Linked DNA regions of Homo sapiens: regions 1, 2, 3, 4, 5 and 7 are each linked to region 6. The links are chromatin contacts, found by Hi-C or POLR2A ChIA-PET in ENCODE. All regions are on one chromosome and are shown on one strand. Each heading gives the region's core, a stretch centred on a gene start or an enhancer-like site at or near the end of the contact. The rest is flanking DNA. Distances are from core to core; before and after follow the strand shown. Region 1 holds the start of NAA38 (N-alpha-acetyltransferase 38, NatC auxiliary subunit). Region 2 holds the start of KCTD11 (potassium channel tetramerization domain containing 11). Region 3 holds the start of MPDU1 (mannose-P-dolichol utilization defect 1). Region 4 holds the start of POLR2A (RNA polymerase II subunit A). Region 5 holds the start of KDM6B (lysine demethylase 6B). Region 6 holds the start of PFN1 (profilin 1). Region 7 holds the start of HIC1 (HIC ZBTB transcriptional repressor 1).

Region 1 (3,557 bases), core at 67-2,566, 2.9 Mb before region 6:
TGCTGGGATTCCCCATTCCTTCTAACCTGCTCCTTGTCACCAGTTCTCACCTCCAGTGTGTGCTCCTGCGACGTGAGCGTGTTAATGATGCGGATGCTCCGGGTCTTGGCAGACAGCCGCCCCACCTCATAATACGACCCCTGCCACCAGGGCTTCCCAAAATCGTTGGCCCAGTCCGAACAGGGCAGCTGAGGCGGAACGTGCACAAAGCGGCCCCGCGGGGTGCAGTACCTCAGGCAGCCGGTCAGCGGATCTATGTGCTTGCGGATCTTTAAAGGAGGGTTTGGGGCGAGGGTGTCAGAGCAGCCATTAGGCTCTGGCTAGCCTCCGCCTTTCCTTCCCATCCCCGCTCTCCATTTCCTCTACCCACAATCCCAGGTTCCAGCATAACTCACGTCTCTGGTCTTTGGATCAAACCAGTGGCTGATATCCTGGCCTGCAACTTCCACGATGGGTTTCAGCAGCAGGTTCCCTTGAAAAGAGCAGCACAGCCACTGTCAATGCCAGCCCTTCGAGAACCAGGCAAACGCGCGCGTGCACACACACACACTCCGGCCCCGGCCCAACGTGTGGCCCTTACCCTTGTATTCCTGTGCCAATGACGTTAGGTCGTACACGCGTCCCAGGTAAGATACCCAGAGGTCTTCGGGCCTGTTATGTTGGGCCACCTCCGCCGGCGTGAAATAGCGACGCTGAAAATACTCCAAGTCTGGCCCAGCCACCAGGCCCCGGCGCGGCATGGCTCTTGCTCTGTCGGTCACTGGATCTCTTGGTTACTCCTTTGCTCCTCAGCACGTACTCACTACTACTACGACCTCCGTCGCGTCCGGGAGCCGAGGGGAGAGCGTTTATCCGCTGACATGGAAACCATTGTCCTTTTCCGGCCACCGTCCACTGAGATAAATATCAGGGGCGGGGTTTGGACTGCACGTGTTCACGGGAAACGTAGTATGAGTCCCGCGTGGGGCATATAAGGATCAAGTAATTGAGTTGCGCCGCTTTCAGGAGTTGCGGGGTGGGGCAGAGAACGAATACGCTCCGTTTTAATTCAGTGGCCTGGGCTACATGGGATATTTAGGACAGACTATCTCTCTGAGACAGAAAAACAAGGGAGGAGGCAGTATGAAAGAATGTATTCTCGCTAAATTCCAGTTTCTAAAGGATGTGTAAGAAACCAGAGGTAAAGGTCTCGCGATATCTTAAGACATCCGGCGTAGTACGCTTCAGTGAGCCACAGCGCTAGAGAAGTAGGAGAAGCTCGCGAGATCTGTGCCGTTGCCGAGGAGACTAGGAGGGGGAGGAGAGGGGATCTCGCGAAAGGAAAGAGGTCGGGAGCGCTCGCGAGATCTCGGACCACCCAACCTGAAAGGTGCTTAGGAAGTTGAAAGGCCCAGAGGAGGCCTCCGGGCAAATGGCCGGAGCTGGACCGACCATGCTGCTACGAGAAGAGAATGGCTGTTGCAGTCGGCGTCAGAGCAGCTCCAGTGCTGGGGTTAGCACGGGCTCTGGTTCTGGGACTGAGGGGCAGTCAAGCAGCAAGATGGAGGGGGTGGGGAACTGCAGCTCCCGGCAGCCTCTGGGCTTTGTGTGAGTGCCCCGCGGGCTGCCGGGAGCTGTGGTTCCGCGGGCGGGCAGCCTGGGCTGCGCGGTCTGAGCGCTTGTTACACCCCGCGCAGGATTCGGACGGAGAGCGCGAGGACTCGGCGGCTGAGCGCGCCCGACAGCAGCTAGAGGCGCTGCTCAACAAGACTATGCGCATTCGCATGACAGATGGACGGACACTGGTCGGCTGCTTCCTCTGCACTGACCGTGACTGCAATGTCATCCTGGGCTCGGCGCAGGAGTTCCTCAAGCCGTCGGGTCAGTGCCCGGGGAATGCACACCCGCCTGGTAATGTGGCGGAACCTTACGCAAGGCATTTCCCCTTAAGGGCCTGGCTGCAACCCTTGTTTTCTGGGGCTCGTTTTCGTGGCTCAGAGGGGCGGGACTGATTCTGGCCTACTTTCCTGATGCTCTGATCCTTCTTTCCAGATTCCTTCTCTGCCGGGGAGCCCCGTGTGCTGGGCCTGGCCATGGTACCCGGACACCACATCGTTTCCATTGAGGTGCAGAGGGAGAGTCTGACCGGGCCTCCGTATCTCTGACCACGATGGCGCTTACCTTTCAGACTTCATTAAACTTATGACCGAATGGGCCTGTGTCTGTGTGTAGCTGGGATGCCGGTGCAGGATAGCACACCCCATCCCTAGAGGAAAGGGCTCATCTGAAGTCGGGAGCACCCTCAACCCTCCTCTCCCAACCAAGATGTCCAGGGGTGCCAAAGGTTCTCTCAAGTTCAGGGGTAGAGATGGGGGGCAGGGCTGAATGACGGACCAACAGGCCCCAGGGTGGGCCCCTGCATCTTCCCTCCCACGGCTGCTGCTCCAGAATTGTGGCGGGAGGGGGTGTCATCCTGCTCCGGAAGGCCCATTGTTTCCCACCCCGGCCTGGCAACACCGAGTTCCTCTAAGCTGGGGTCAGAGAACGGGCTCAGGTCCCCAAGGGGAGCAGCGGCAGGCGGCCGAGGCTGGGCCCCTCCACTCTATTGAGGGGGAGGTGCCTGGGGTCAGGAACAGATCTCTGAGGTCTGGCCAGGAAGAACGGACAAAAGCGATAAGGCCAGGGGGCTCAAGGATGCTCCTCTCTGCTCATTTGTAGCCCTGGCACATGTTTCCTGTTCCTCGGCACAGGGCAGGGGTGATAGTACTTGTGCCACGCCTCTGTTCGCAGAGCGCGTTCAGTTCGTTAAATCTTTATTGATGCGTGGACACTCCTTCCCCTCCAGCCCCGCCCCCCAGCCCCAGAAATACTAGAGAAGCTGCACCATAAAACGAGGGCACGAGATTGTTGTCCCATTCACGACGGAGCTGAGGGGGAGGTGTGCAGGTTCCAGCCTAGATGTTCAGGATTGAGATGTGGGTCGTGAAAGGAAAGTGGGTTTTCCGGGATGTGGGGGCTTTTCTCAGCACTGGGTCCACTGACGCTGCTGCTCCCAAGGGGATGCTAGGACTCCGCTCAGGCAGGGGTGGGGGCAGGGCAGGTCGGAAGATGCCGGGCTTCAAGTCCTTGGGCCGAATAAGAGGGAGGGCAGCCGTCAGGGTTGTTCTTGACTCGAGGGTCATTAGACCCAGACCTTTCCTGATGTGGGAACGGCCTGGGACCCTGGTGAGGCCCGGATTTGCCGCGGCTGCGGGGCGCGCCGACGCCGATAAAGGGCTCGGCTGTAGGGCACGAGGCAATCGGCTAGGCGGAGGCGCAGGCAGAGGCGGCGGTAGCTGGCCAGAGCAAGCACGAGCAGCGGCACGAGGAGCAGGAATCCGGTGACCAGTAGGGCCGTGAAACCGGGGTCCCGCAGGTGCGCGGTGCAAGGGGGTGCCTGGGAGCGCAGGAACTGTGGGAGAAGAGGCGTCAGGCCCAAGCCGACCAGGCGATACTGTGCACGGGGTGGAAACAGCCCAGGCGGGTTGAAGTTGTGGCCCATAGACCCCACCGCCAGCATCACCACACACCAACACTCA
Region 2 (3,496 bases), core at 881-3,380, 2.4 Mb before region 6:
CCCTGGCCAGCCCTGCCATCAGTATGGGATTCTTCCAGATGAGGGATGCTCCAGCCCCATTGCCATGGGGACTGTCCTAGCTCCCATACATCAACCTAGGGTGGGTTGTGGCCTTTCTGCCTCCCTCAGTAGATGGCTTGGAACATAGCAAAGAACTCCTCTTCCGATGTTCCAGAGTGTTCTGGCCTCTCATTGGTCAGGCCAGGCCAGGCCACCCAGCTTCAGGAGTAGAAGCCATGGTCCAAGAGACCGCATTGGGAAAATGCAAAGTCCTCCCTTTTCCCCAGACCTCAATATCCTTCCAGGGTTTTGCTAGGTCTAGTCTGGGTAAAGAGATGTTCCCCCCTTTTCCAAGCCCTTAAACACTGAGCTCCAAATCAAGGAGAGACTGGAGGTGCTCAGCCTTAGGCAAGAACAAGCTGAGAGAACCTTCCCTACCCCTCCCAGGGTCAGCACAGGTTGAGACCTTCTGGACCACTTGTGAGTCCTTGGTGGGCTCAGGTTTGGGAATTCCTGCCCACATCTGAGCTCCAGTCAGGTGCAGGAGAGTCCCGACTCTCATAGCTCCTGAAGCAGAGCTGGAAAGAGGCTTCAGGGGTGCTAGTACCCCATTCTCTCTCCTCCCCACAGTCAAACTGAGAACAGCATCCTCAGTGCCGGACAAAGCGCAGAGACCTGGAGTTGAGCAGGTCTTCGGGGTCGGGGAAGACAGAGTCTAGTCGGAAGCCGTGCTCGAGAGCCACCCGCAGCACCTCCTCCAGGAAGCTTGGGGTGCCCACCACCTCCCGCCGCTCTCCTGGCCCCCCAGTCCACAGCGGCTGCAGCCCCAGTCTCCCATACTCCACCTCGGGGAGTTCCACGGGGCGGGGGGCCCACTCCAGATGAAAATGTGGGCTCCCCTCTGCCCTATCCCCACTGGCCACACCAAATCGGGCCCGCAAAGCACCTAGACACTCAGAGTCGGTGCAGAAAAGGTTGGCTCGGAAGGTGTCCACCTGGACGGAGCTCAGCTCATAGTGATGGGGTCCCCGGCGAGCAGAGAAGTGCACCAGGCGGGGGCTGACATCTACATCTGCGTGGAGCAGGGCAGCTGTGGGTGCAGGGGTCCCCTGAGAGGCCTCCAGTTCCCGCAGCGCGTCCAGGAGGGGCCGGATCTGGTAGAAGTCAGCCTCTGCCCTGAGCAGCGCTGTCTCTCCGTACCCACGGGGCAGGTCCAGGCGGCCCAGCCTCAGGAAATTGAGGATGTGCCGGAAGGCCTTGCCATCCCGGTCGATGAAGTAGTGGCCGCCTCCTTGGGAATTGAGGTTGGGGGGCATGGGGGTGCCGGCCCTAAACATGGCCCCCAGCATAGAGTCTGGGAAGCGGGTCAGGGTCTCCAAAGTGGTGGAATATAGTGTGCCCCCCACATTCAGGGTCACGGGGCCCCCAAAGGAGGGGGGCGAAGAGGGCACAGGAGGAGGAGAAATTTTGGGAAGTACAGGAGACACCGAAAGAAAAGAAAAGGCAGAACTTCCTGGGTGTGTGCAGAATTGGGTCGAAGCTGTCAGATTCGCTGGGTTGGAGGCACAGGTGGAGCACACCCAGTAAGGTTTGGGGCTCACCCCGGCTACTTTGGTGGTGGATGGGGAGGTGGTGTCAGGACACAGAAATCCCCAAAAGGTTGAGAGAAGAGATGAAAAGAGCAGAGGGCAGCCAGAGAGGGGAAGGGAGCTTGAGGTCTGGACGTATCCGATTTGGGGTGGTCAGCGACACCCCTCTGTGGTCTTCAGACAGTGGGTTTCCGGAATCCAACCAGCAGGTGACGGTGGCGAGCACAGGGCCGACTCTGAAGGGATGGCCTCCGAGACCCCGGGCAGATCGCTGCCGCCGTGGACGAGTCCAGCCAGGGCTCTGGGGCCACTCAGAGGCCTGGCCTGGCTGCCGGCGCGGGTCCCAGGAGATGGAGGCCGAACTGACGGGAGCGGATGGCGGAGCCCCCTTGTATCCGCCGGGGAGCGACGATGCGTGCTCAGCCCGGGCTGGGAGTGTCCGAGGGCTCTGATGGAAACAGCCAGGAGTTTCGGGACCCGGCCGCGCCGCCTTCCCTGGGTGTCGCCGCAGCCGCTGAGGTCCTCTCCGCCCCCAGGAAGTGGCCTAAGGGCAGCGGCCCGGGGCCCTTTAAGAGACAGCCCCGCCCCTTGGCGCCCCGCCCCCGCCCCCGCGAGGCTCGCGCGGCCCGGGCGGAGGTGGGAGGCTGGAGGCGAGTCTCGGACGCGAGAGACTGGGCGGACTGGCTGGACTGGCAGACGCTGGCGGGACGGGGTGACTCAGGCACGTCGCCCCGGATGTGGCCACGACCGCCCCGCCGCCGCTCAGGTGTGCCCGATCTCACGTCTGCAAGTCGGCGGGGCTGGAGCCTCTAATCCCACCGCTCAGAGCCCGAGGCCCGGCCGGCCCAGCCCGGGAGCCGAGTCCCTCCCAGCGGCTCCCCCGGGGAATTCCCGAGGGGGCGGGTGCTGAGCCGCCGCATTCCGGGGATGCCTTCCAGCCGGGGTGGCCCGGGCGCGCTCTCTCCGCGGCGGCGCGGGGCCAGCGAGCCCCAGGGCCAGCCCCACCCCTCGGCAGGACTGGGCTGGCCACGTCGCCCCAGCCCGAGAGCCCCCGCCCCGCAGCGCCCTGCGCTCAGGCCGCGGCCGAAGCTGCCGCCTCGCTCCCCGGAGTCGCACCTTGCTGGACTGGAGCTCGCAAACCCCCAGCTGCTCCCCGCACCTCGGGAGCCGCAGCGCCCAACACCCTACGGGCCCGAAGGTGGCGCCCAAGAAGTGAACCAGAAGGGAAGAGCGAAGCACGGAGGCTTTAATGGCAGAGGGCCCGGTGGCGGGGAAGGGAGGCAGGCGCGGGCCCCGTGGGCCTCGGGTCACAGCGTGTGGAGGTCATGACTGCGACGGCTCAGCTTCTCCGGGTCGTCTGACGCCATGAGGGAGAAGTCGCGGAAGATGTCAAGATACGTCTCATCTCCTGGGGGAGGGAGGAAAGGCCGGGAGGCGGCTGGGCCCCAGTGCAGAAGGGCAGGATCCGGCGGTTGGGGCCCACCTGGGGACCTCGCGCTCCGAGCCTGGGTGGGAACGTGCGCGCCGCGGGCACTGCGCCAGCACCTATGCCTTGCCAGGGCCTGGCACGTCGCATGCGCCCAATACGCATTTGTTAAATAACGGAATGAATGCAGCTGGGCACTAGGGAGAGAGGTCACCGTGGACCAGAAGCCCAGAGTTCAGGTGTTGGGCCTGGGGGGTGGGGTGGGTGTATTCTTTACCTGCCTGCCCCTGGGCCGCTTCAGCCTCCCTCATCTTTGCCAGTCGTAGCCTGAAGAGGAGGGAATTAAGAAATGAACGACACTATCTTTGGCCGGGCGCGGTGGCTCACGCCTGTAATCCCAACACTTTGGGAGGCCGAGGCAGGCGGATCACGAGGTCAGGAGATCGAGACCGTCCTGGCCAACATGGTGAAACCCCGTCTC
Region 3 (3,327 bases), core at 142-2,641, 2.6 Mb before region 6:
CTTTCCAAAACAGCTTTTCTCCGATGCCTACCACCCCCCACATCCAATCTTCCATTCCCTATAAATTAACACCCAAACTTGGCTTGACCTCCACGGCTCTCCATTGCTTCCCCATATAAAGCTGAGAAATGCCCAAGAGCTCTCTGATCCTTTATTTCCCTTCTCTGGGCCAATGGGTGCCCCATTTCACATGTCTTCTCTCTCCAAAGACAAGTCTTCATACCATTTTTTTTTTCTTATTTTAATTTTGAGACGGAGTTTCACTCTTGTTGCCCAGGCTGGAGTGCAATGGCACGATCTTGGCTCACTGTAACCTCTGTCTCCCGGGTTTAAGCGATTCTCCTGCCTCAGCCTCCCGAGTAGCTGGGATTACAGGCGCCTGCCACAACGCCCGGCTAATTTTTTGTATTTTTAGTAGAGGCGGGGTTTCGCCCTATTGGCCAGGCTGGTCTCGAACGCCTGACCTCAGGTGATCCACCCGCTTCGGCCTCCCAAAGTGCTGGGATTACAGGCGTGAGCCACCGTGCCCGCCCCATACCACTCTTTCTTGAACACTCTGACTGTCCCTGGCCCCTACTCAGGGACTAAACCTTACCCTTTCAAGGCTTGCTTTTATGCCCTGGCCATCCACAACTTCTCTAGCCTTGAAGCCTTCCCCTCAAGGAACTTGGTCTAGTGGGAGTCTGACTCTCACGGGTCATGAATGCGGCTAAAACAAAGTGCCCCACGAGCTCAAGAGAGGTACCATGAACTGACAGGGGCAGACTGACGCTCCCCAAACGGTCTGACGGTGACCCTTGTGGAGCTGTCTCGCAATCAGAAAAAGGAAGGGAGGCAAATTATTCCGAAATCAGACTATGAGCAAACCTGGAGGCTGGAAAGAAAGCAATCAGGGTGGCGGAGCCTTTGGGGGTGCAATGAAGGCCCGATTCATCAGGGGCTTTGAATTAAGTTTAACCCTGCTAGCGATCTAATAAAGGTTGGCATGATTTGACTTAATTTTTATTTTGTTTTATAAAAGTTGACTCTTCGTTTTTCATTGTCGCTACAGCACAAACTCCACAAAGAAGTAATTCCACCCGGTGACTTCCCCACTGGCACTAATATGGTGTCCTCCCTCTAAGGAGCCCGAGACACTTCCGCCCTTCTCAGAAGTGACTTCCGTCCAGCTCGGCATGGCGGCAGTCACTGCCGTCACTTAGTCGCCGATCAAGGCTTGGACTAAGGGCCCACGGTCACTCGAGTAGGACTTGGATCGGATGCTGAATAAAACTCACCGTGAAGCAAGTCCCACTGAACGAAAAGTTGGTCGTAGCATTTCTCAGGTAAAAGAATCGGCACGAGCAGCCGTTTAAGCGGTCCGTCCGCCTCGGCCGCCATATTGCAAAGCTAGCTTCCGCCAGTCTCTCCAGACCGCCATTGACTTTCGTTGCGCGTGCGCGCTGCGGACACTCCGCCTCCCGTTCTTTTCCCGCGGCGAAGCTGGCCCGCCCCGTGCCCCGCTCTTTCTGACGCTACCCACCCTCACTCTAGTGGCGTAAAATAAGTCTCAGTCAGGGACCACGTTTTGGACGCGCTGTTGGAATTGTAAAGCTTGCCGAAGCTGCACGCCTGCGCGGTTAGACCTCCCACGCCTTTGTTGACGCTTCCAGTTTGGAAGCCAGATTTACACCCCTGCCTTTCTCCGCTCCTCCTGCTGGGCGCCATCTTGTCTTCTCCTAGCACACTTTGTATTGTTCGAAGTTGAGAGAGAAGGAGCCGGAGTCTCCGAGGTGGCGTTGGGTGGGGGCGCTACTAGCTCCCGTTCTCTCAGCGTCTCTAGAGGGAAGGGCGCCGGTGGGAGCAGGAGAGTCTGCACCGGGCAGGCCTCCTTAGGTGCCGGGTTGCGCGCAGGGCCCTGTGCTTGTCTCGCCTCCGGTTGGCTCAGGCCTCGGAGCATGAGTGCGCCGGCAACTGCTGGGCCCGGGACAGTGAAGCAGAGGAGGAGGTGGGGGAGGCGAGCCCAGGTCGGGGAAGGGCAGCACCTGAATCACCCTTGGGGCCCAGACCCCCAAGAGTCTCCGGGGAGCCGAGGCCTGGCGAGGCAGTCCCGGGATTCGCCCCCTCCCCGCTGGCCCGAGGGCGCACCACGTGCTGGGCAGAGACTTCGGCGAGGCCGAGTGGACCCTGCAGCGCTGCTTGGGAAAGGGCACCTTGGACTACCTGGTGGGGGCGTTGTGCTTCGTTACCGACCGCCGGGACGCCAACCCACGGTGCCCACCCGTGCGTCATTCCGCTGTGGATCAGCCCTTTGGCGGCCCCCCTCCAAAGTCTACAAGGTCACACGGATGTCTGCAGGCAGAGGTGGGGCTGCTGGGGCCCTGCCAGGTGAGGGCTGCCCTTGTGGGGCAGTCTCTGGGCCTTGGAGGCCGGAAGCCTCCTGGGGCTCCTACGGCTGGGGGGTGCTGCTCATCCTGGCTCCCAGGGATTGCGCCGTAGCCAGCTGTAATGGGTGGGACTGGCGCTCACTGCTGGTGCAGGCTGTGGCCATCTGGGAGGTCCTTTCTGGAATCTGGACCTTGGCTGTCCTGAGAGTGACACTCCTCATCTCAAGTACTGGGGGCATGAAGTTAGGCTTGGCAGGTGGCCCCGTGTGGGGGGCATGCTGTTCCCAGGAGCCCCCAGTGGAGGTCAGAGTACCCACTGCTCCTTCTTGATTCAACCCCTTGTAGGTGGGATAGGAGCATGCCAGGTGCTGCGAGGGTTTAATCGGGCTCTTCTGCTGGCCTTGAATATGGTGGACAGGACAGGACATTCTCATTGCTCAGGAGCCACTGGCGCTGCCTTTGGGAATGAAGTTCCACAGCCCCCCACTCATTGCTTTGGCTGTCTGCTGCATTTGAAACTGTACGAGGGTCAGGAAGAAGGCTGCGGGGATGAATGGCTCTACCGGCTTGCCACGGATGGGGAACTGGAGCAGCCAGTGGCCCCAAGAGGAGGAAGGAAGGGAGGCACGGCAGACCCAACACCAGCTGTGCCAGGCTTTGGGGGGTGAACCCATGAGGCATCGTCACACACTGACATTTTCATCCCTCCTCAGCAGCTGCTTCCGGCTCCCTGAGACCCAGCCATGGAAGGCATAGAAAGGCATGTGACAAGAAACTCATGGCTTTTAATCCTGGCAGGACAAGGAAAACCCCGTCAAAGATTTGCATAAATTTTGCTGCTCTCCTGCTGGGGGGGGGGGGGGGGCAGTTCGTCACATTTAATAAAATTCTCTCCCTCCCTTCTCCCGACTGCATTATCTCATATTTATTTATTTGAGACAGTCTGGCTCTGTCGCCCAGG
Region 4 (3,507 bases), core at 449-2,948, 2.5 Mb before region 6:
CACACCGGCCGCCTTTCACCCTGTAGGACAAGCCCAAGTTCATTTCTCCCTCAGGCCCTTTGCACTTGCTATTTCCTCTGCCGGAAAAGCTCTCGCCATCCAAACTATGGCTTCGACGACTGGCTGCCTCTCATCATTTGGGTAATGTCTTCTAAGATAGGCCTTCCCAGACCCTGACGCCATCCCATCTAAAGTAGCCCCACCTCGACGGGCGCGGTAGCTCACGCCTGTAATCCCAGCACTTTGAGAGGCCGAGGCGGGTGGATCACCTGAAGTCAGGAGTTCAGCCATTGCACTCTGGCCTGGGGAATAAGAGCGAAACTCCGTCTCAAAAAAAAAAAAAAAAAAAAAAAGACGGGGGAGAATCACCTCAGGGCAGGCGTTCGAGACCAGCCTGGCCAACATGGCAAAACCCCTCCTCTACTAAAAATACAAAAATTAGCGGGGCATGGTGGCGCATGCCTGTAATCCCAGCTACTCAGGAGGCTAAGGCAGGAGAATCGCTTGAACCCGGGAGGCGGAGATTGCAGTGAGCCGAGATCGTGCCATTGCACTCCAGCCTGGGCGACAGAGCAAGACTCCGTCTCAAAAAATAAAATAAAATAAAAATAAAAAAATAAAGTAGCCCCAGCTCAGTGACTCTCCATGGGATTACCCCTTTTCACTCTATTCGAGACAAATGCCATTAACTGAATTATCTCATTCATTCATTGTATTCATGTTTACTGCTTGCCCTTTCCCACAGACAGTGCTCTTGAAGGTAGGGTCCTGGTCTGTCGTGTTCACCTCTGTAACCCGAGTCTCCTGTGTCTTCAACAGAGCAGGTGCTCAGTTAACATTTGTATTACAGAAGAGGAGGAAGCTACCCGGGTTTGGCTTCTTAACCAAACTTGTAAAGACTCCCTAGGATTCGTCGGATCGCCTTTAACGTCGGTAACTCTGGAGTGTGAAATCAGTCATCCTTCTCTCCCTCCTTCTCACCCTCCAGCCAGCCCCCCATCTCGGACAAAGCGCTACGCCTGCTCAACTCTTTGCAAAATATAACTCTGGGAGGCCCGAGACTGGCGCCTACACGGCCTTGGCGCTGCTGAGCCATGCTCCTGGCCCGTCACCCATAAGCAGCGAGAAAGCGCCAAGTTTCCGCAGCCCCCGTCCGGCCCCGCCCGCCAGGGGAGGAGGGGGGAAGGGGAGGACAGAGCCGCTTACCAGTTCATCCGGACTCAGGACTCCGAACTGGACTCTCTTGATGGTGCGCAGCGGGCATGCGCTGTCCCCCGAGGGGGGGCCACCCCCGTGCATGGCGGAGGCAGGCGCGCTGCGCAGGCGCAAACCTCACTACAAAAAGCCTGCGCCGCCTCCGCCTAGGTGCTCAGACCTCGTCAGGGCGGCCACCGGGAAGGACCTCCCCGAGTTGGGAGGAAAAAGCCGGAGGAGGGGAAGGTGGGGGAGGGAAGGAGGCGGGGAAATAAGGAGCGAAAGGAGCCCTTCTTTCCCTTACCGGAAATTTTTCAGCTCCCAAAAAGGAAAAAAAAAGAAGGGAAAAGGAAAAGGTTTTTGGGGGAGGAAGAAGAAAAAGGGTAACGAATAAATAAGTAACCGGGTTCCTGAACGGCAGAGGTTACGGCAGTTTGTCTCTCCCCCTTCCGGGAGCCGCCTTCTTCTCCAACCGTCCCGGCCGCGCTCTCGGCGCTTCTGAGCAGCGAACTCGCTGAACGACGCTTCTTATAGATTCGCCCTCGCGTCCCCGCCCCTTCCTTTCCCGCCCTCCCTTGCGCTACGGGGCCGCCTGCGCAGGCCCGCAAGGGGTGCGAGCCAGAGTCGTGGGTAAACCCCCCGCTCGCTGGTTGGGCGACCTTTTGAAGTGACAGGGAGAGAAGAATTTTTTTCTTTAATCCCACCGCCTCTCCTCGCTGCTCCCTTTTGCACTGAGGCTTAAGGTTTGAAGACTCGAGGGTAAAATTGGGCCGCTTTCATTCTAGTTTGGACAACGGTTTCATCTTCAGCAAAAGCCTCTCATTCGTAGCCCCCCCCAGCTGGAAAATGGTCTGCTCTGCGAATCGGTAATGGCGGCGGGGCGGGGCGGGTCCTCCCGGGGAAGGGCGGTTGCTCATGAATATGCAGTTCTCTTGCTGAATATGCATGAACAAACCAAGATGGCAGGACCAGTGGCTTGTCCGGAAGTAGCCGATGTTTGTCAAACGGCCCCCGGAGACGGGTGGGCATCTCCTGGCCTGTAATGCCGCGCTGTACCGAGCCATGATCCTAGATCCATGGCCTGAGCCTCTCGAAGAGACTTCAGCTGGGAGGCCTGCTCTGGAAGGAGGGTGGCCACTGTCCGGGAGAGATCACGGGACCGCGACAATCCGAGAAAAGCAGATTAGCCATGGGGCGGGCCACGAAAGTCCTGGGGGATTTGGGGTCAAGGCATCTGAACATTAGGAAATCCTCCACTTTGTAGAATATTTCAGGAATAAAATGGGGGGCGGGGATCCCAAGGGGTTCTCCAATGAGAACGGTCGTAGGACTTTCCACTCTCCCTCCAAAGCAGAGACGACACCACTGCAAGCCACATTCAGAGTAATCCTTGTTTGATGTCAATGTCACGTCACCACCCCAAGGGGGGGGCACAAGCACGAGGAAAGGAAACCTTTGCCGTGAGGGGAGGGGTGGGGAGGCACGCTCCCCTCCCCCACCGCAGCTGCTGGCTCTGTCTTTGCCGGAACACTCCAGCCCCAATGCTCTTCTCTTTGCTGCTGAGTGAAGTCCTCCCCGTGGCCCACGGCCTCCCTGCCTCAGCCGTTTGGATCTGCTCCTCAGACTTTACCCCTTAGTTATGCCCTGATTCCAGGACCCAGCCTGGTCTCCACATCCCTTGGTCCCAGGCTGGCCCCAGGTCTTCCAGGTAGTCCCTCTCCACCAAGTCCCCAAGTCACCCTTGACTCTGAGAGGTATCCCTCTCCCACACCAGTTCTTTTCCAGTCACTTCTCCTCCCATGTTTGTCTTCAGTCTTTGCCTCTATTTATCCCTGTCCCTCCCAACCCCCGGGCTCCCAAGTTCTATCTCACTCCTCCACCTTCCCTTCCCTCTCACAGCTGAGGTTCCAGGCTGTGATGATGGCAATGCTGCCCAGCACAACCCCTGCCCCCACGATGTCAGAAGGTGCCACAGTCTCATGGAGCATATAATACTGCAGTATAAGGGCCACCACCACCTCGGAATGCAGGACAGCGCACACCAGGGCAGGGTGGGCCTTGGTGACCGCATAGCTCACACATGTGAAGGAGACCAAGGCGAGGATCCCCACTGCCCCCACACAACTCCAACTCGGGAGATCACTGGGCAACACGGGGGGCTGCAGCACAAAGAGGCCTGGCACAGAGCCCAGCAGCCCCACCAAGCCAGATAGGAAGGCCACTGTTGGGAGGCAGGAGGGAAAGTGCAGAGAACGATAGACCAGAAGCCCCAGGGACAGCGCCAGTCCTCCCACGAAAGCCTGCCCATAGCCC
Region 5 (3,637 bases), core at 1,028-3,527, 2.9 Mb before region 6:
AGGATCCCCCGTGCCCCAGCCGGCCGCCAGCCGGAATCTGTCTGGGTCCCCAACTCTCCCGCCCCTCCCCGCGCTGTTCCAGGGCGGAGTCTGTGGAGTTGAAACCAGGACACGGCGAGAGGAAGAGTTATATAACCGGGAGAAGCGAAGAAGGACGAGTGGAGACAGGGACAGACAGCCCGAAAGGAGCCGAGGGAGGTGCAAAGAACGCCGGGGCGAACGAGGAGGAAACGTTAGGAATGGGAAGGGTTTTGGTGCACATCAAAGAGCAGGAATTCACGCGAAGAAGGGGCGTGATGGCCCAGAAGAATCACCTGGGCCGTCCGGGGCTTCCCCGCAGTGCCCTCCTCCGCCACCAACAGCAGCTGGGCCCGGGCGGGAGAAGCCTTGGGAAGGGGCGCTGGTACCCGCTCGCTTTCTCTTGGGAAAGCAACTTAAGCCAGAGCCCGGGAAGGCAGCGGCCGAGCAGATGGGGCCGGAAACCACAGCTCCGCCCAGCCCACCTGGGAGTGTGGGGCGCCAGCTGGGGGGAGGTGGGGAACAGGTAGTCGGCCCTCCCGAGCCAGGCTGGGCATTATGGTCGCGACCGGCGAAACGGTGCAGACCGACCGAGACGTGTGGGTCCCCAGGGGCTGAAGAGCGCAGCCTCAGGCGGCTTTACACAGACTCCACGAGGGGAGGGGGGCGCCCGGCTCGCCGCGCAGGCGCAAGGGGGTGCTCGGGCGCGTGCGGCGCAGGGCGGGGGGTGGGCGCGAGCGTGTGGGAGTGCACGTGCGGGTCCCAGGCAGCTGCTGCCTCCCAGCCTCCGCCGCTGCCCCTCCCCTCTCCCTTTCCTGTCGCTATCATCCCCCTTCCCCATTGGCTGCCAGGGCCCTGACGTCAGGGCCGACCGCTGGAGCGGATTGGGCGGACGGGAGAGTTCGGGAATCCGGCTCCCAAGTCTCGCCCTCCAGTTACTCTGGCAACAGGACAAGCAACCCAGGGGAGGGAAGGGGAGCCGAGGTCAACGCTGCGCCTCGGTCCCTAACCCCCTCCGGACAACCACCGAGTCCCCTTCGGTCGCGGCGCAGCTCGCTACCTCCCCGCCTTCCTCCCAGGGCTCTTCCTGTCCCGGGAACCAGGCGTCCTGCCCTCGGCCTTCCCCACAGTCTTCAGGCCCTCCGCTGTCTCTAACCCCCACCAGTGTCACAACATAAGCTGCAGCAAACAGGAAGCGAATCTACGTCGCTTAGCAACCACCCCGCGTGCCCCCCTCCCCACTATTTACCCCAGCCGGGAGAGGCGGAGATTGAGTCCCCAGCCCCCTCCCCGTCTTCTGCGCTGCGACCTCCTGCCCACAATTTCCTGTGAGGGGGCCCAGATCACAGGAAGTCAAGTGGGGGCCTCAGCCTACCTTTCCCTCGGACCGGGGCGGGGGGCTTCAGCTACTTTCACGGTCACATCCCCCACCTGCCCTGGGTGCGTCTCGCCCTCGCCATCTTGTGGCTACGTTGGGAAGGCTCCGCACCGAGAAGCCGTGCGGGGCGCGCTAGGGTTCGGGAACGGCGGAGTGGGAGAAGGACTAGGGATGAGGAGGCTAGCGGGGCGAGACGGAGTGAAAGGGAGGCGCAGGGGGGTGGTGGGAAGAAGGCGAAGGCTACCGCTGGGAAGCTCTCGGGGCCGCTGGTGGGAAGGTCAGGCTGAGGCTTCTACACCTCACCCGTGCAGAGAACTGGAGGGAGACTTAAAGTAGTCCTGGGACCGGGACACACCCAAGTCTGACCACATCTGACCTTACTGGGCCATGGCATTGACCTGTCTGCAAACTCTGCCCTTTAGTCCTGCCCTTCAGTAAGGACCGCCGCGCCCCGCCCCGCCCCGCCCTGGAGTCGGGAAGGGGAATCCCAGCCCAAGGGGAACGGGGAGTCCTTTCAGGCCCCTCTGGACATTTGGAACCTGAGACATCTGCCTCCCAGTTCTTCCTCCTTCCCCGCCGTTCTCTCTTCTAGGGGACCCATGACCTCCGCCCCAGTCTTCTTCCCAGTGCCCTTCCCAAGACCCAAACGTCCATCCCCAGCTCTACCCCTCCAGAGACTCAGGCGTCCTGCCCTGCTGCAAGGAGAGGGTTTCCCTCTTTACAGACGTCCTCGCGGCTCCCCGTTACCTGGTTCTGGGGGGGGTCCCAGGTGTTCAGGCTCCCCAAGGTATCCCAGGGGGTCGAGCGGCCCCCCCTTCTCCCAGGCCGGGGCTGGGGGGGCCGCTCCGCCCAGTGGCGCAGTTGGATTTTCCAACACAAACACCCGCACCCCCGCTCCCCAGCCCCGCCCCCTTGTGGTCCCGCCCCTCCTCGCGCTCTAGTCCCCCTCTCCGGCTCCGCCCCGTCTTCTGCCGGTCCCGCTCGCCTCAGGGCGGGTGCCGGCTAGGATGCCGGGTGCGGGGTGCGGGCTTCAGGGTGCGGGCCTCAGGGTGCAGTGTACGGGGTTCAGCCCTGATCCCTGCCTGACAAATCCCTACTCATTTGGATCACGCGCCCTTCTAAGGTAAGCCCCGCCCCACCCACTGAAGTCCTGCCCGGAGACTTAAGCCACAGCCTCTTCAGGCGGCTCCGCCCTGCCCATTCGTTCAGGGCCACGCCTCCGTTCCGCTCCAGGCCGCCCCACCTCCCTCGCTTCTTTCCCCGTCCAGTAGCAGCTCCGCAGTAGCTCTGTCCTCCGTGAGGCCTGGGCTTCCTCCCTCCCCAGACCCTCACCATTGCATTGAGAGACTTAAGGCTTGTTGTCGCGGGTGTTTTACAGCACTGAGCTCCAATACAACTCTTTCACTTTTATGGCTAACACAACTAGGTATCTCCAGGGCCACATCACACAAATTCGGCCAAGGTCAAAGTCTGAGTGAGGTCCGGCCTCAGTCCTAGGTGCAACATCTGTCTTAGCTCCTGGAGTCCCTGACCCTCTCTCTCAAGCGGAGAAGAGGAGGAGGTCTCAGCTGTCCAGGCTCATGAGTAGAGCAGTGCCCCTCTTGATCCAATGATCAGGTGTCATGGCCCCAGACCGCAGGTCAATGCCGATGACAAAGGAGGCTCGGTCTGAGCTGCCTGCCCGGTTGGGATAGTAATAGCAGGGGCAGGAGTACATGCCTGGGGGAAAGGAGAGGAGAAGTCAGACCCCTGGAGCCTCCGGGAGAGCAGGGCAGGAGCAGGGCAGGAGCGGGTGTGGGATGGGCTGGAGCAGAGAATGGGTTAAGTTCCAAACTAGGGACGGGGCAGGCAGGTCCTGCCTGGGGAGCTGTCCCACCCTTGGCGCTCTTCTTGCGGCTCTCTGCAGGCCGGAAGTGGATCGTGGGCATGAGGCAGACAAGCTGCATGGGCTCTGCCTCCACCAAGCAGGAGTTCTTCCGGTCCCAGCCAGCACCTTCCAGGTACAGGCCCCGGACCCAGACACCATCCTGGGGAGAAATGGGAGCAGGTCTGGGAGAAGCTAGACTTCAATTGCCAGCGCCCCTGACCTGCTCCCTCTCTCCTCCCTTTTCGTCCAATTATTTCCAGTACCCTCTTTTGCTCAGAGCCCCAAGCACAACTGGCTCCCACCTTGGGGGGATACACTAGGTTGCTGTCATCCACAGTGGAAACGATAAACTCCCAGGAGAGGCTGTCCACTGA
Region 6 (3,576 bases), core at 926-3,425:
ATCGCTGGGCGGGCCTCTGTCCTCAGTGGGGGAAAGGACGGGACCCCCCACCCCAGAAGGCGAGAGGGTCTCACCTCTTAGGGTCCTCATAACGGCCATTCTCGGCGCCGCCCCATCCTACCCTCTCCAGGCCAGCCAGCGCCGGGATGAGTTAGGGGACAGGAAACGAATTTAGACAGGCCCTTTCGGCTGGCAAGGCGCCCGACTGATAACGCTGGGACAGCACTTGTCGCCCGGCGTGGGGACTGTCGGTCAGAGCCCCTTTCCCCATCGACTGTGGGCGCTCAGCGCACGGCCCCAGCCCATCAATGAATGGGGCTGAATCAACAGTGAACAAAAATGAATGGACCGAGGACGGGTGGCCTTTTGTGAGCTTCTGCACGCCTGGGGCTCTTCCGGCGCCCCACTTGTAGCACTGCGGGGAGGTAGGTCTCTGCCCTCGGTAGAGATCTCCACTTTGCCGGCTCTGGGGCCAGTGCGGGGTCTGCCCCGAGCTCCTCTGCAGCCATACCAGCCGACCGGCGGGGGACACACGGCGCCTCGGCCCGACTCGGAGGCCCTTCCCGTCGGCGCCGGGGCAGCGCGCGCCCGGTGACTCACCCCCGCCGCCCTCTCCCCACCCCTGCTCCCCGCCCCGCCGGCCCGCGCGGCCTCCCAGCCCCCACCCCAGGCCACCTGCCCCGCCACCCGTCCAGTCTCCCCTCTCGCCCCGCCCCCTCATCTCAGGCCGCTCCTCCCGGGATTTTTCCACCCTGGGGTAGGGGTGCGGTGGGCCAGGGGTCAGGAGATGGCGGGCGGGGAGCGCCGCCACGTGCCCGGGTGCGGCCCCGCCCGAGCCCGCCAGTGACTCAGCCGCGCGGCTGTCGAGGAACACGGACTCGAGGGGCGTCGGGGACTGTGGGATTCGGCGTGGACGCCAGGGATGCGCGCCGCGCTCGGGAGGAGAGAGAAAACCAACCCCCTTTCCGCCCGGGCCGCGCTCGGTGACCCCTTGCCCCTAGCCCAGGCTCCGGAAGCCGCCCAGCCCTCGGCGGCGGGTCGGAGGAGGCGGTTTCACCGCGGCCGCCGCACGGCCGTCCCGCCCGTCCCGCCCTCCCCAGGTGGCTGTGAGCGCACATCTGACTGCGAAGAAACCCAAAGGGCCCGAAGTGGGACTTTCCCCTTCTTGAAAAAGTTGCCACTCTTGCAACTTGAGTATTCTTCCGCCTCGAAAAATAGCCCCGCCTGTTAAGCCCCGCGGGTGTCCGCGCTCTGTGACCTCTGCAGACACAGGCCAAGGGGCACGGCCGGTGATCCAGACATTGCCTGCCTGGGGCGGGCGGGGCTGGGATGTGGGGTGAGGCCCTGGGCTAGAGCCGATCCAGAGAAGGGACAATCCTCTAGACTGAGAATGGGCCCTGGTGAACCCAACCTGCACGACCCGAGAAGACGCTGGGGACAGAAGTGGCCCCGGTGGGTGCCTTCAGCTATGAGAGCGACTAGAGGATTTGGCCAAACTCTTCTTTGCTTTCTTATTACTTGAATAAGTAAAATCAAGGGTGGTGAGGCGGCAGCGCGCACGGCTTCGCCCCCGCCCCTTCCGCCAGGCGGGAGACACGTCCCCAGCCCGCCTTCCTTTCCCGCAGGGTCCACACGGGTCGGGCCGGGCGCGCTCCCGTGCAGCCGGCTCCGGCCCCGACCGCCCCATGCACTCCCGGCCCCGGCGCAGGCGCAGGCGCGGGCACACGCGCCGCCGCCCGCCGGTCCTTCCCTTCGGCGGAGGTGGGGGAAGGAGGAGTCATCCCGTTTAACCCTGGGCTCCCCGAACTCTCCTTAATTTGCTAAATTTGCAGCTTGCTAATTCCTCCTGCTTTCTCCTTCCTTCCTTCTTCTGGCTCACTCCCTGCCCCGATACCAAAGTCTGGTTTATATTCAGTGCAAATTGGAGCAAACCCTACCCTTCACCTCTCTCCCGCCACCCCCCATCCTTCTGCATTGCTTTCCATCGAACTCTGCAAATTTTGCAATAGGGGGAGGGATTTTTAAAATTGCATTTGCAAAGTTCGGTGTCTGGGCTGGCGAGTGGGGGAGGGAGGGAATGGGGAGTAGGCCCCGCCCCTACCGTCCTTTGCAAATAAAAATCTAGCGGGGCGGGGGGGGGGAGGAGCAGGAAGTGGCGGTGCGAGGGCTGCTGCACAGCGAGCGGAGCCGCGGTCCGGACGGCAGCGCGTGCCCCGAGCTCTCCGCCTCCCCCCGCCCGCCAGCCGAGGCAGCTCGAGCCCAGTCCGCGGCCCCAGCAGCAGCGCCGAGAGCAGCCCCAGTAGCAGCGCCATGGCCGGGTGGAACGCCTACATCGACAACCTCATGGCGGACGGGACCTGTCAGGACGCGGCCATCGTGGGCTACAAGGACTCGCCCTCCGTCTGGGCCGCCGTCCCCGGGAAAACGTTCGTCAACATCACGGTACTGCGAGGCCTGCGCGGTCCGGGGCACTGCTCCGGTTTGGACCCTGAGGGAGGGACTTGGGTGGGGGCGGGCGCGGTCTAGGGCGCGCAGCGAGAGGCCCTGACTGGGTGCTTGCCCTGGAAGCGGCGCGAATGGCGGCTGCACGTGAGTGGGTCCCTCAGTTGCCCGTAGGTCCTATGCCCCAGGCGGCGGCGCCCATCCCGCCCGCTACCCCGCTTTCCGCGACGGGGCGTTACATCCGGGGCACAGGGCGGGGAGGGGCGCGGCGCCCGGTGCGGCGGCCCACTTCCGCCTCTCCCAGGGCGGGGCGGGGACGCGCCTCAGTTTTTACTGGGGATTGGGATTGAGAGGGGACCCGGGGATCCTTGGACCCCCAGCTCCCCGTCCGGCTGCCAGCCCGCGTCCCTCTACCATTGTTTCTCCTGGTGCGGAAGGGAGCCCCAGGCGCGTGGTCTTGGTCCCTTGCCCACCCTCTGTGGGCTTCTGGCCCCTCCTAACTCCGTTAGAGAGGGCGAGGCCACCACACGCCCCCCCAGCTCAGCACGTTGGATTCAACATTCCTGCGAGGCCAATCCCGGAAGTCCCCTCGCCCTCCCTTCCCGCCATCCGGCGGGGCCTGGAGCAGGGGAACTTTGTGAGAAGTTCTGAGACAGCATAAGCGAAAGTATATTGGTTTACTACCGCTGCTCCCACCACCATCTCCCTGTCCACACTGCCCGGAAGTGGGGAGGGGGAGCGGAAGTTCAAAAGGGGGGGGAAGGGGGTTTCCGGGCGGGAGGGGACCGGATGTGGGGGCTTGGGGTGAAAGGGGGAGGGGGGAAAGGTTCCCGGGGTACCTAGACCCGAGAGCTGGCCTGCCGGGTCTGGCCCCTGTCCACCTTCAAAAGTTTTCCAACTTTCCCGGAAAGCCCCCAGGGGTCTGCTTCCTCATCTCAGAGCAGAGATACCTGGAGCTAAACTCTAGGTTACTTGGAGACCCAGGCGTCCGGGCCCTAACAGCTCCTGCAGAACCTTTGACCAAATAAGGGCAAAGTTGCTTCTCTTGCCTCGCCCGCCCCCCTCCCTTCCCCTCTCCGCTTCTGCTTTTCCTGAAGGAGAGTTCTGAGCATCCAAAGGCTCCTCACTTACCTC
Region 7 (3,235 bases), core at 204-2,703, 2.9 Mb after region 6:
CTGCGGCCTGGGCACCGGCGAAGGACCGGCTGCCCTCTGGAGTGGGAGCCCAGGCCGGCCCGCCCGGACCAGGAGAAGGAGCAGGAGGTGAGCGGCCGCCGGTGGAGGGGAGGCCAGGGCGGCCTGCACGCCCCAGGGCACCTGGCTGGGTGCTGGGGCTTCCGAGAAGAAAACTGTTCAGGCGCAGTGACCCTTTTGGAGACAGTTACCCGATTTAAGTAAAATGTCCGCTTCAGGAAAAGTCATTCAGGGCGGAGAACTTTACCCAAGTAGGGAGAAAGGGAGCCGAGGAACCAGCGCCTCCCGCCTCGGGAGAAGTTGCCCCAGTTGGGGGAAGTGATACGGAGGAGGGGAGCGCGGTGCCCGCCCTGGCGCCGCCCTGGCCGGGGGCTGTCAACCCTCGGTCGGGGCCCGGGCGGCGGCCGCGCGGGGAGCGGAGGCAGCGGCTGCCGTGGCGGGCAGAGCGCGAAGGCCGGGCCCGGCGCGGGGAGGGCGTTATATCGGGGCAGGAGGCTGAGGCAGGAAGCAGGTGGGGGGGAGGGGGGAGCCACGCAGCTCCCAGGGGAGGGAGGGGGCAGCGCCCCGGGCGGGCACGGCGCACAGCCGGCTGCGGCCCTGACCCGGGCCTGCGCCCCACCCGCGTCCCGGCCTCGGCCTGGGCCCTACACGCGCGGGCCCGGCGCCTCCCTCCGCGGCTCCCCCGGCCCCTTCTCCCCCGGAACTCCGCCGCCCCAAACTTGGGGAAAAGTTTTCCAACTGCAGACAGGGCGGGAGGAGTGCGCCGGCCCCAGGCCCTCGGCTCGCAGCTCTTCCTCGCGGCCCCCAAATCCGGCGGCAGAGCCCGGAGCCGAGCCCTGAGCTCCCCTGCCCGCTGCTCGCCCGCCCGACCCCGTTCCCCTCCTGGCCCGCGGGGCCCCGCGGCCCGTTACCTGCGGTCCCGGCGGGCCGGGCTCCCCTCCCCGCGGCGGTGGCAGCTCTTAGCCGATGCCCCACCCGCCGCTGCCAGGCCCCGAGCTGTGCCAGGGCAGCGCCCCTGCCAGCCCCGCCCGCCAGCTCCCCTTCCCTTCCCTTCCCCTCGCCTCTCCAGCCCATGTGCGGGCAGAGCCGGCCCCGGGCCGCTGACCCCGCCGTGAACCCGGCGCGGAGCCGCGGCCCGGTGGTCCTGAGTCCGAAAGGGACGACACCCGGAGCCCTGAACGCCAGCCGCCAGCCGCGATGGGGCACCCGCGCCAGAAGATGCACCCGAGGCGGCCGACGCACGAGGACCGGGCTGTCCCGGGTCCCCCGTCCCTCCCGGTCCCCGGCTCGAGGACCCACCTGGGGGGCATGTCGAAAGCCCCGGGCCCGGCTGACGGCGGATCCAGGGGGGACGTGGCTGCGCTGCCCTCCGCCCGCCGGGCCCCCGGTCGGTCTGTCCTGCTGGTCCGTCCTCCCCGCGTCCTGGTCGCGTCTCAGCCCCGCCGCGCTTTCCGCACACTCTTATCTGGAGCGGCCCGGGCCGGCGGGCGCTGCTGCGGCTATGGCGCCACCTCGCGGGCGCGCAGGGCTCTGCGCGGCAGGCCGCTGCCTTCCTCCCGCGCACCTGAGCTGGAGGCGCACAGATGCTGAGCCCGCGGGGAGGGGCCCACCCTACCCGCAGGTTCGCCCTCCCACCTGTACCCACCTGGGACCCCGACCCCGGACACGCGAGTCCCAGAAACCCTGGGGCTTTGAGCTGAGCGCTCCCATGTACGTATTTCTAGGCACACAGCCCCAGTTCGGAAAAGTCCTGCCCGCGAGCACGGGACTCGGGTGGTGGGGGAGAGGTTATCCTGCGCAGGAGTAGCCGAGCTCTCCTGGAACTCCCCGTAGACATTACTGTACGGCACTGTCCACTTGGACGCACTCCCCAACACACCCACCCTCACTCAGGCGCATGGATTCGGTGTGCGCGGCATAAACTGATTTGTCCCCAGCCCTATCCAGGCACTGATACTAACAGGCGCTCATGTTTCCAGAAGCACACCCGCCCCTTCCCGCAGCCCTAGCGCTCTGGGATACTCCAGGGGCAGCCACGTAGGGCCCTCCGGGAACCTGGGCAGAGGTGTTACCCACACAGCCCGCCCTGAACTTTCGGGTCTCCTAAAGGAACCCACGACGAGTCATCAGGGCGACTGGAAGTGGCTGGACAGCGCCTCCGGGGGGTCCAAAGAAGTAACCATGGGGCCCTAGAATCCCCCTGTACGCCGTTTTGAAGAATCCCGCGTGGACTTCTTCTCCAACCCACCCGCCCGAAGGAAACAACAGGGGCGCCTGCGGCTGGGACCCCGCAAGGTCCCGCGCCCCACGTGAAGGTCAGGTTTGTGTGGGTGACGTCTCTTCTGGGAGAAAGGGGACCCCGCACTGTCGCGCCGCTGCTCGCAGTACTACTCCGGAAGTGGCCCCGTGCAGCCCCGCCGCGCACCAAGCCTCCTGCGAACGCCGGATCTCCGCGGCCCACGCTCCGCCTCCGCCCCGCACCTCCTGACCCCCGCCCACACACGGCGTGGAGCGGGGGGGGGGGGGGTCCCCGAGAACTCCGCCGCTTCCGATTGGCTGCGCCTCCCTCCACCGCGGAGCGCGAGGGGCTGGGGCGCTGCGTTACCATGGCAACCGGTGAGGTGCGCCCAGATCCTGTCCCTCCGAGGCCTTGGAGAGCTTAGCAACCGCGCTCGCCGCCCCCCGCGCTGTCCTCTGGCCCCCATGGCCCCGCCAGAGGTACCGGCTGAGTCACCGGGCGAGGGGCAGCGGGCGCGGCTACCAGCGGCCCCCGAGCGACACCAAGGTCTCGGGCGCCCCCCGGAGGCTCCCTTTGCTGCGCAGGCGACTTCACGGCTTCGGTGCCTGGCGGAGGCTTCGGTCCAAACGAGTCCGCCTGATTCCCGCCGCTGCCTGAGTCCGCCCCATGTTCTGGATCCATCTTACCCACTCCCTCTCCCATGTCTCCCCATAGCATCCTCACTTTAGAAGCAGTGAGGTCCCAAAGAGGAAAACGGAGGCCTCCGGAGCTGCCGGTCTCTAGGGAAGGCGGACCCCGACATCTCGCCCGAGGGACGTGCTGCGGCCTGAGGTGGAAGTTACGGAGTGTTGAGGGGAGGTGGAGAGGCTCCTCATAAGTGCTCCTAGAGCTGGGCTTTGACGGATGAATAGGAGTTCTTCTACCGAGCAGGAAGGCATTTGTGAATAACAGAATCCCTGGAACAAAGGCTAGCGGCAA

Evidence for each region. A loop is a pair of places that touch in the nucleus more often than their neighbours do. ChIA-PET counts read pairs that join two places held with the same protein, here RNA polymerase II (POLR2A). Pooled maps may share reads with other maps.
Region 1: a pooled map shows a loop between it and region 6 (6-fold over the local background). The contact joins the promoter of NAA38 here to the promoter of PFN1 in region 6. A Hi-C loop is called at or near these places in 3 of 168 maps with a recorded cell type or tissue (CD8-positive, alpha-beta T cell, ascending aorta and chondrocyte), 5 of 37 single-sample maps with no recorded cell type and 14 of 50 pooled maps.
Region 2: a map of posterior vena cava shows a loop between it and region 6 (16-fold over the local background). The contact joins the promoter of KCTD11 here to the promoter of PFN1 in region 6. A Hi-C loop is called at or near these places in 1 of 168 maps with a recorded cell type or tissue (posterior vena cava) and 1 of 50 pooled maps. POLR2A ChIA-PET finds 5 or more read pairs at or near these places in 1 of 52 experiments (OCI-LY7).
Region 3: a loop to region 6 is called in a pooled map, with 10 times the contacts of the local background. The contact joins the promoter of MPDU1 here to the promoter of PFN1 in region 6. A Hi-C loop is called at or near these places in 2 of 37 single-sample maps with no recorded cell type and 11 of 50 pooled maps. POLR2A ChIA-PET finds 5 or more read pairs at or near these places in 1 of 52 experiments (activated T-cell).
Region 4: a pooled map shows a loop between it and region 6 (21-fold over the local background). The contact joins the promoter of POLR2A here to the promoter of PFN1 in region 6. A Hi-C loop is called at or near these places in 1 of 37 single-sample maps with no recorded cell type and 10 of 50 pooled maps. POLR2A ChIA-PET finds 5 or more read pairs at or near these places in 1 of 52 experiments (activated CD4-positive, alpha-beta T cell).
Region 5: a pooled map shows a loop between it and region 6 (5-fold over the local background). The contact joins the promoter of KDM6B here to the promoter of PFN1 in region 6. A Hi-C loop is called at or near these places in 3 of 168 maps with a recorded cell type or tissue (CD8-positive, alpha-beta T cell, ascending aorta and chondrocyte), 6 of 37 single-sample maps with no recorded cell type and 14 of 50 pooled maps.
Region 7: a map of CD8-positive, alpha-beta T cell shows a loop between it and region 6 (7-fold over the local background). The contact joins the promoter of HIC1 here to the promoter of PFN1 in region 6. A Hi-C loop is called at or near these places in 2 of 168 maps with a recorded cell type or tissue (CD8-positive, alpha-beta T cell and naive thymus-derived CD4-positive, alpha-beta T cell) and 8 of 50 pooled maps.

The regions. Positions count from the first base shown.
Region 1 is chr17:7,855,318-7,858,874 of GRCh38, reverse strand. It overlaps NAA38 (N-alpha-acetyltransferase 38, NatC auxiliary subunit), which reads left to right and starts at 1,316. Exons shown (of 3, transcript NM_001320925.4): 1 at 1,316-1,492; 2 at 1,677-1,860; 3 at 2,032-2,190. The coding sequence starts at 1,412. The coding sequence ends at 2,144. It overlaps CYB5D1 (cytochrome b5 domain containing 1), which reads right to left and starts at 872. Exons shown (of 4, transcript NM_144607.6): 1 at 581-872; 2 at 396-472; 3 at 51-269. The coding sequence starts at 740. It overlaps TMEM88 (transmembrane protein 88), which reads right to left. Exons shown (of 2, transcript NM_203411.2): 2 at 2,776-3,430. The coding sequence ends at 3,161. RefSeq lists enhancers at 1-756, 562-781, 1,110-1,404, 1,132-1,501, 757-1,619 and 2 more.
Region 2 is chr17:7,350,796-7,354,291 of GRCh38, reverse strand. It overlaps KCTD11 (potassium channel tetramerization domain containing 11), which reads right to left and starts at 2,130. Exons shown (of 1, transcript NM_001363642.1): 1 at 1-2,130. The coding sequence starts at 1,466. The coding sequence ends at 651. It overlaps ACAP1 (ArfGAP with coiled-coil, ankyrin repeat and PH domains 1), which reads right to left. Exons shown (of 22, transcript NM_014716.4): 21 at 3,293-3,342; 22 at 2,815-2,997. The coding sequence ends at 2,897. RefSeq lists silencers at 2,052-2,821, 2,872-2,931, 3,002-3,061.
Region 3 is chr17:7,581,916-7,585,242 of GRCh38, reverse strand. It overlaps MPDU1 (mannose-P-dolichol utilization defect 1), which reads right to left and starts at 1,391. Exons shown (of 7, transcript NM_004870.4): 1 at 1,278-1,391. The coding sequence starts at 1,380. MPDU1-AS1 (MPDU1 antisense RNA 1) reads left to right here and starts at 1,151. Exons shown (of 2, transcript NR_136402.2): 1 at 1,151-1,325; 2 at 3,080-3,269. It overlaps CD68 (CD68 molecule), which reads right to left. Exons shown (of 6, transcript NM_001251.3): 6 at 3,132-3,327. RefSeq lists enhancers at 1-818, 1,053-1,582, 819-1,693, 1,693-1,742, 1,694-2,567.
Region 4 is chr17:7,482,557-7,486,063 of GRCh38, reverse strand. POLR2A (RNA polymerase II subunit A) reads right to left here and starts at 1,698. Exons shown (of 30, transcript NM_000937.5): 1 at 1,207-1,698. The coding sequence starts at 1,299. It overlaps SLC35G6 (solute carrier family 35 member G6), which reads right to left. Exons shown (of 2, transcript NM_001102614.2): 2 at 2,568-3,507. The coding sequence ends at 3,063. It also overlaps a transcript of ZBTB4 not described here. RefSeq lists a silencer at 1,060-1,379 and enhancers at 498-1,491, 2,190-2,259, 2,350-2,399, 1,492-2,486, 2,490-2,759.
Region 5 is chr17:7,832,857-7,836,493 of GRCh38, reverse strand. KDM6B (lysine demethylase 6B) reads right to left here and starts at 2,277. Exons shown (of 24, transcript NM_001348716.2): 1 at 2,144-2,277. DNAH2 (dynein axonemal heavy chain 2) reads right to left here. Exons shown (of 86, transcript NM_020877.5): 84 at 3,566-3,637; 85 at 3,273-3,423; 86 at 2,752-3,115. The coding sequence ends at 2,961. It overlaps LOC124904106 (translation initiation factor IF-2), which reads left to right. Exons shown (of 4, transcript XM_047437265.1): 4 at 1-1,086. The coding sequence ends at 877. RefSeq lists silencers at 396-455, 476-895, 2,146-2,305 and enhancers at 1,444-1,943, 2,574-3,185.
Region 6 is chr17:4,947,129-4,950,704 of GRCh38, reverse strand. PFN1 (profilin 1) reads left to right here and starts at 2,175. Exons shown (of 3, transcript NM_005022.4): 1 at 2,175-2,442. The coding sequence starts at 2,311. It also overlaps a transcript of ENO3 not described here. RefSeq lists silencers at 716-1,125, 1,586-1,835, 1,966-2,305, 2,576-2,645, 2,676-2,905 and 1 more and an enhancer at 1,216-1,385.
Region 7 is chr17:2,053,321-2,056,555 of GRCh38, reverse strand. It overlaps HIC1 (HIC ZBTB transcriptional repressor 1), which reads right to left and starts at 1,453. Exons shown (of 2, transcript NM_006497.4): 1 at 1,318-1,453. RefSeq lists silencers at 360-479, 530-939, 980-1,029, 1,170-1,669, 2,420-2,889 and 1 more.